3 separate regions of the Mus musculus genome follow, and all the other regions are linked to region 1. Evidence: chromatin loops called from intact Hi-C (ENCODE). Cell type or tissue: heart. All regions are shown on one strand.

Region 1 (2,500 bases):
GGCCTATGTCAGCGCAAAAGTGCAGACTCCCGGGACCCCAATCCTTCCCCGGGTCTCACTTGCTACTTGCTTTATTTTGACGTATGGTGGACTCTACTAAACAATGGGGGTATTAACGACATCTTATGTTATAGGACAGTGGCTCTTCACTGGGAAAAGTTAGCTTGTTGGAGATACTGAGTCATTTTTTGATTATTAAAACTGGGGGCATCTTGGCATCTGGTGGGTAGAGAAGGACCAGGGATGCTGTTAAACGACTCTCAACGCACAGGATATCTCTATCTCAGGAAATAACGACTTGCCTCCCCCCCCCCCCCCCCCATCAATTGTGTTGAGGCTAAGAAACCCTACAGTTTTACTCTAGGGAAAAACACTCAGGAGTCCACACGCCTGCAGTTCCTCTACCGCTCTGGACTGCCCTCACCAGCCCCGTCCTCTGAAGCCTCAGTCTCTGCTTTCACCTTGTCCAGGTTCGCATACAAACCTTCCGATGCCGGTGGACAGGATGGCCGTGGAAGTCTTCAGTTCCTCATAGAGATCTGCGCCATTTAAGGGGAAAGCCGAGAACTGCGCCAGCAACACCCTCCTCAGGGCAACGAGGGCCTGCCAATAGGGCGGACACTCAGGCTCCAGGCCCGCCAGATTGCCCCCTCAGAGCAGCGCCCCCCCCCCCCCCCATCTATCCCAAGGAACTCTGATCCTGCAGCGTGGGGGCGCAGCTGGAAGAGGGGTTGGAATGGAGCTTGCAGATCGCGAGCTCACCTTGTAGGACAAGCCACACTTCTGGGCTACTTCCTCCAAGTCAGCAGCTGCCAGGTCTGCCACTGGAAAGAGAGCAGGTGCAGGTGATTGGCAGCAGGAATGGCTTAGCCTTGCCACATTTGCCTTTTGCTCTGTTGTCAAACGGGATTAAGGTCTTATTCTACTACCTATCTCGAGCACGCAGGCCCTGATGCAGGACCGACCCCGCAAAGGGCCCAGCACTCAGTAAAATCCTCTGCCTCGGCTCCTGCGAACCCAGCTTCCTCAGAAAGTCAGAGGAAGAGTGCGGCCATCCTGTTAGAGCAAAAGGCCCCGTATGTGTACCACGACCACGGTGCCGACCCCCGGGGTAGTGCCCATGAGGTCACCTGTTTTTATCTTTCGGCCTCTGAGAAGCTGGACGGTCTCCTCGGTGAGGCCCGGGCACAGCCCTGCCCTGAGCATGCCCATAGTCCCTACAAACCCAGGATGCCCTGGGGGCTCTCTGTCACTTGGGCGCTCGCCGAGTCCCCCACTCTGGGCATTCCTCAGTTCTACTTAGGGAAAAGGTCCTGGCGTGCCAGCGCGGGACGAAGGGGCGGGAAGAGGATGCAAGTCGAGGTGAGGGACACTAACCCTTCCCAACTCGCAAGACTCTAGGCGCCCTAGGCCCGCCCCCTCCGGCCGACGCTTCCGGGTTCCGGGACTGGAGCGTCTTTTGTAGGCCAGGCCTGCAGCGCCATCTGCTGACCATGAGGGCAAACACAGAGGCTTTGCGACTCGCGCCAGCCACCTGCAAGCACACCTAGAGCTTACATACATGCACAGAGACACAAGCACACACACCGACACACACACACACACACACACACACACACACACACACACACACACACACACACACACACACACACACACACACACACACACATTTTGTGTGTCCAGCGAGTCTTCCAACGAGTCTCTTGTGTATACCAGCCTCTATTTGCAAAGCTAGGGGACACTCACTCTACCTAACTCAATATTTACAGAGTGAAGCATCCCTGACTTCTAGTAGCATTCTTGTTAGGAAGACAATGAAAGTGGATCAATTCAGATCATTACAGATTGTATGATCAAGCTGAGATCCAGCGAAGTTCACAGAGAGTACCTGTGTCCCTATATTTTCCAAATTTATCAAGTTCTATCTTACGTATATAGATGTTTTGCCTGCATGGATGTCTATGCAATCCTGGCATGCCTGGTACCCAAGGCAGCCAGAGAGAGGGTCAGATCCCTTGGACTGGAGTTACAGATGGTTAAGAGCCACCATGTGGGTACTGGTCTTCTGGGAGAGCAGTCAGTGCTCTTAACCACTTAGCCATTTGTCTAGCCCAACATTTTCCAGAGGTTTTAATGGAAGTAGGGAAATGCTTGAGTATATAAAATACTATTTTGATTTTTTTAACCACATCTAGTGGAAGAAATAAAGCAGTTTTACAAAACCCACGAGTGAGGTTCTATTTCTGCCTGTATTTTGTAGTTGAAGGAATTTGGGCTCAGTAAGATTGTTATTCTTTGATTTATACAGATAGGAAGCACAGAACTGAATCTCCAGTCCATATCCAGCTGCAGGGCTCATTTTTAGAAATATCTCCTCATGTTCACCATTGTCTCTCAATCTTTCAAGGTGTTTGGAATCCTGGCCCTGAAACCAGCTACTCTGTGAGCTACAACCCACAGTAAGCTTTCACTGTGCCTGCGTTACTGGCTATGGTGG
Region 2 (2,500 bases), 280 kb before region 1:
TGTAGTCAAAAGAGGCAGATGGTCTAGATGCAGCACCATTTCTCTGGGCTACTGGGTGACAAGAAGATGAGGGTCCTGGGTTCTCAGCAGGTACAACAGAAGTGTTTTTAGAGGGTTTGAGCTTCATGTCCCATACACTCAGGATACATATGTCACTGAATTCCCATGCAAGGACAAGGAAGTTAGAGGACAGGGAAGAAGTGTTCTTCCTGAAGCCAGAGAGCCAGGCTCCAGCACCCATGTTTCCACCCCAAGGTTGTACGCTGCAGGATGTCTGTGTCCTGCCCCAATTCCCTCACACTGCCACCTCATGCATCATAGACACAGCATCCACTAGTTGCTGAGATGTGACCACCTAGTGTCTGCCATGCAGCAAGAACATACAGGACTGTCTAGAGCCTGTGTCAGGAAGAAGGCCATTTTTGTCCCCTTTTGTGATTATGTAAGACTAGCATCATCATCAGCTCATGATGTCTCCAGCTCTAGGCTGGGGGACTTCAGTTCTCTGGGTCCTCAGACTCAGTGAAAGGAAGTACAATTGACAGATCTGGGACCTGGTAAGATGGCTCAGCACAGAAAGGTACTTGTACCCAAGCCTTATTACTGGAATTCAATGCCTGGGACCCACAGGATGGAAGGAAAGCATCAACTCCTACAACTTGTGCTCTGACCTCCATATGGGCACTGTGGTGCATACGCATGAACCTGCACACATGCACATAAAATATATACCTAAATAAATGTAATAAAACAATGGACAGACCTGCCTCCTCCTGGATGCCTGGAGTGGGGACAGGCACCATGTAGGTGGTCATGTTACTGCATGGGGCCGTGCTATGGCTTCTCCTCTGGTCCCCAGATACCACCTTCTCCCCTTTACAATGCTGTCACTCACCCTGTTTGAACCCTTCATAGCTTCTTGCTACCGTCATGACAAAATCCCAACCAGTCCTGCTGACAAGATTCCCCCCAGCTTGCTCTGGACAGCGCTCTTGGCTCTAAATGTTGCTGCAGCACCAGGGATACATGAACGCATCACTGTTTCAAGCCCTCTAGGACTTTGTCCAAGTTACTTCCTCTACCCAAATTGTGTGAAGAGATACCATAGCAAACTCTTTATCTATCCTCCAAAACCCTACTCATGTATCATCTTCCTGGAGGCTTTCTTTACCATCTCCTCTCCCCCAACACAAACTAAAATAATATTTCACTTACTTATACTTCACTAGTTATAAAATGTACCATTTAATTATTAGGTGTTGCTTTTCATAATATTTAGCATTTGTTAACTATACTAATACTATAGCCCAGGCATTTTTCTAAACATGTATCGTTTTTACTTCAAGTATCCAAACCCATAAGCTGGGTCTGTTAGTTGTTCCTACCTTAAACCTAGGCAGGTTTGCCACTGCCTCTACCACTAGAGGGCAGCAGAGGCGACACTCAGCAGCTAGGTTATAGAAGGAAGTCACTTCCTTCCTCCTACCCACCCATCCATCACAAACCGGCTCCCCGTGCACCCCCCCCCAGTCACCCCCCCCTCCCAATTCCTGTTCCCACCCCGTTCCCCTGCTCATTCTCTCGATACTTTCTCTTCAGACTCACCTATCACCAGTCAGAATGTGCCATTCAAAAAGGAGTCCCAGCCCGGGAGCTGCATGAGCTAGCGAATGAGGACCTTCCAGATGTTTCCAGCCACTTGTACCACCTTGAATATTGAAGCTCTCCATGGTGGAGTAGGAGCGAGCACCTCACAGCGCCCTTTCCCAATTCCCATCTCCTGCTGACAGACCCAACCAGAACCGAGGAAAGGGTGATGCTTGGACGCTTGCTACATACAGTACAGTAACAATTACACCAGGTCACAGCTGCCCCATCGCTTAGATGAGATGGCCGAGATGACAGCCTGAAGCAGTTGGTTCTCTGATTCCACCATGCGGGTCCTAGGGATCAAAGTCCAATTTGTCTGGAGTGGCAGCAAGCGCCTTTACCCGCTGAACCATCTCGTCTTCTAGCATCAGTTTATTTATTGCCCCCTCCCAACCCCAGTGGGCATATACTGTTTATTCCCATAAGGAAACCAGGTCACTAAAAGGTCAGGAGACTTGACCAAACCAGCCATGGTAGAACAGATCTGACCTTCATTTTCTGTCCCCACCTTGAGCGTTCAGCATAACATACGGCTATGACCACAGAGTGCTCAGCAAAGCACATGACCTAGGATTGTAAACCCCGATTGGTCAAGCCAAACGAGCAGCTGGGTATGTGGGCCCAGGGGTCCCAGAGGGAGGCTAAGCCCTTCCTCAAGCAGTGGGGAAGCCCCTCCCTTCACTGGAAGTTTAGCATGGGTCCTGAAGCCCGGCACCATGAGGTCCCTGGAGGTACTTGCCACCTCCAGTTTGGCTTGTCATTTCTGTCTTGTAGGAAGAAGAGACCCAGGTCTGATGGCAGTTATTTCATTGAGATGTCCGCGCTTTTCGCGCCCACCCTTTAAAGCTGA
Region 3 (2,500 bases), 890 kb before region 1:
CTTGCATGAACATGTTCTTATATGGAACAAAAATATTTGTGGCAGCATTATTTATAACAGCTCCAAACTCGGAAGCAATGTAGACACAGATCAACAGTAACATGAGGAAGGAAACCATAGTACACTCTCAGAGCAGAATATTATATGGCAAGGGACAGGAACACTGAAAGGTTATATTCAACAATGCACACACTCAATTTGACAAAACTAGAAGCACCTGAGAAACATCTTAATTGAGGAACTATCTAAATCACAATGGCCACTGGGCATCCCTGTGGGGGGGGACTTATTTGATTGCTAAGTGATGTAGGAAGACTCAGCCTGTTGTGGGTGGCATTATTTCATGGGCTGAGACATGAACTGTGTAAGGATGAAGAAAGCTAGCAGCCTGTGAGTAACCTAGCAAGCAGACATGAAGGGCATACTTGGCTCTCTGTTTTTTTTTTTTTTTTTTTGGTTTTTTTTTTTTTTTTTTGGCCTGTGGATGTCATGCCTAAGTTCCTGCCTTAATTTCTCTGCAATTGTGAGCTGTAACTTGGAATCATTGGCCAATAAACTCTTCTTCTCTATTGTCTTTTGGTCAGGATTCTTTACCACTGCAGTAGAAAACGAAACTAAGACACCATTCAATGTTGGTGAAGATGAGATAAAATGATGGGGATATTAACTGGTACTTTATTTCTGAGAGATGTTAGTATATACACATGCATGTACGCATGCGCACGGGGGTGGGGGGAGGGAGGGAGGGAAGGAGGGAGAGAGAGAGAGAGAAGCTAGGAAACTCCACTTTTATGATTTATTTTTAGGGAAAGAATCAGATATTTTAAAGAGATGTGCAAAAGAAGAGTAATCAAGGTATTATGTGTAATAAAAAAGAAGCAAGACCAGCCAAATGTGAATTCTTCCTCCTTGAGATCTCTAGAAAGCTCTTCTGTAACTAATCTCTTCTACCATAAGGTGGCACCGGAGAGCACACAGAGCTGTCATGCCTATCCAGGCCACCAGGGGGCAGCAAGGCCCCACCAACTTCTGCTCCCAGACTCCACAGAGCCTTCCCTTGCCTCTTTCCTCCAGTTGTGGCTGTTGTCAGCCCAGACACCTGCCTGGCAGAAAAGGGAGACTTAAATGAAAGAGGATGGGAATTCACCCAAGTCCTCCGTACACAACAAGCACCGCTCTCCAGGTTTAATAAGCCGTATCTCATTACCTCTTAACCCCACATCATGGGCATGATTTCTCATCAAGTTAAACAAGCAGGCTCTGAGGAGGACACGCTTCCCATCGCTGAGCTCTAAGTAATAGAGACACGGTTTAAATCCAATCTTTCCGCTATAATGCTGCCCAGACCTGAAGCCCCAAATGCCCTGAGTGTAGTGTGCCAGGGTGTGAGTGGAAACAGTTTCTACTTCACCTGCTTTTTGCTTGTTAACTCTTCCTGACTAGACGAGGCAGAGACTGTAATGCGCTTTAAAGGTAGGGAAGCTGGGTGGGAAGCTAACAAACCTGCAAAGAGCCCACTGTTGGCAGAGCTGGAGCCACTGCTGGAATCAGGGTCTGGCTTCCAATCTTGGAATTCAACCTCTGAACAGATATAGGGAGCTTATTGGGGGTTTGTGAGATGGTAGGGGTTAGGACTGTAGAAGAAGTGTCAGACAGTACTTCTAGCCCCATGCCTACTCCCATGGTACCAAATAATGTCCTCCTTTTTCTCCTTGCCCCTTGGGACTCCCAGGGGTTTCAAAAACTCCAAAAAAATCCATCAGATACTCCCAAGGCTTCTAACACCCGTAACTCTCCACTTGTGTGACCAGGCAGCCCTTGCTGAGTATCTCCTAAATGCCAGACTTTAATTGCAGAAGCACATGCCCTCAAAGTGGAGGCGAGTGGCTTTGTAAAGCCAAATGAAAAGAAAGCCACAGAGGGCAGCCTTGGGTGACTAAGCACCATATGACTGGCACAGAATTTCTGCCCGGGTCAGCAAGGACTTCCTGAAGTTGGGGAAGGGGCTCTCTCTGTGCCTTGGAAGAAAGTATGGCTTGAAACGCGGAGAGAGATTGGGGTACAGCCTTGGCATGAGTGGGGTGCTTCTGTGAGAATAAGGAGGTGGCCAGGCTGGAAGGAGGGGGTCCTAGAGAGATGGTTTGAGTTGGGCCCCAGTGAATTGGAGCATATTATGAGATTCTCAGGCCCCACTAATTTTATAAGCAGGTGGCTCCTGGTGGCTCCAAGCCACTCGAGGGAGGGAAGAATCTGAGAGTCCATGGGAGCCATCTCTGGGAAAGATTGTTGCAAGCTGGTGTGAAGGAGAAGGATGAATGGCCCCTGTTGGGGTGGAGAGGTAGGCACCTGGGTTGCCAGCAGGTCTCCCTGTAAAGGAAGCTACACGGGTAGTCTGTGACAGCATCTTACTTTCTCTTAGGCCCTGGAAGGTCTGTGCAAGGACCACCTCCAAGATGGTCTGTAGGAGTGTCAGTTGAGGATGTTAAGGTCCCTGGACTCA

Evidence for each region. A loop is a pair of places that touch in the nucleus more often than their neighbours do. Peaks named below come from ENCODE experiments on the same cell type or tissue, not always from the same donor. Only the 100,000 strongest peaks of a DNase experiment are listed, where the experiment ranks them.
Region 2: it touches region 1 in a loop (9-fold over the local background); 30 of 42 quality-filtered maps call a loop at or near these places.
Region 3: it touches region 1 in a loop (3-fold over the local background); 10 of 42 quality-filtered maps call a loop at or near these places.

Annotation. Positions count from the first base shown.
Region 1 is chr11:82,889,208-82,891,707 of GRCm38, forward strand. It overlaps Rad51d (RAD51 paralog D), which reads right to left and starts at 1,417. Exons shown (of 10, transcript NM_011235.4): 1 at 1,131-1,417; 2 at 763-824; 3 at 485-603. The coding sequence starts at 1,212. In heart, a CTCF peak has its summit at 1,467 (motif pointing left); a DNase peak (open chromatin) is centred at 1,404; H3K4me3 peaks cover 1,715 bases; H3K27ac peaks cover 1,349 bases.
Region 2 is chr11:82,612,274-82,614,773 of GRCm38, forward strand. No RefSeq gene overlaps it. Among named protein-coding and RNA genes, the nearest start is that of Gm24612, 17 kb to the left of the region's middle. In heart, a CTCF peak has its summit at 1,415 (motif pointing right); no DNase peak of the experiment used is centred here.
Region 3 is chr11:81,995,357-81,997,856 of GRCm38, forward strand. Gm11419 (a long non-coding RNA gene) reads left to right here. Exons shown (of 6, transcript XR_003949730.1): 6 at 1-424. Among named protein-coding and RNA genes, the nearest start is that of Gm31522, 9.5 kb to the left of the region's middle. In heart, a CTCF peak has its summit at 990 (motif pointing right); a DNase peak (open chromatin) is centred at 1,055; H3K27me3 peaks cover 620 bases.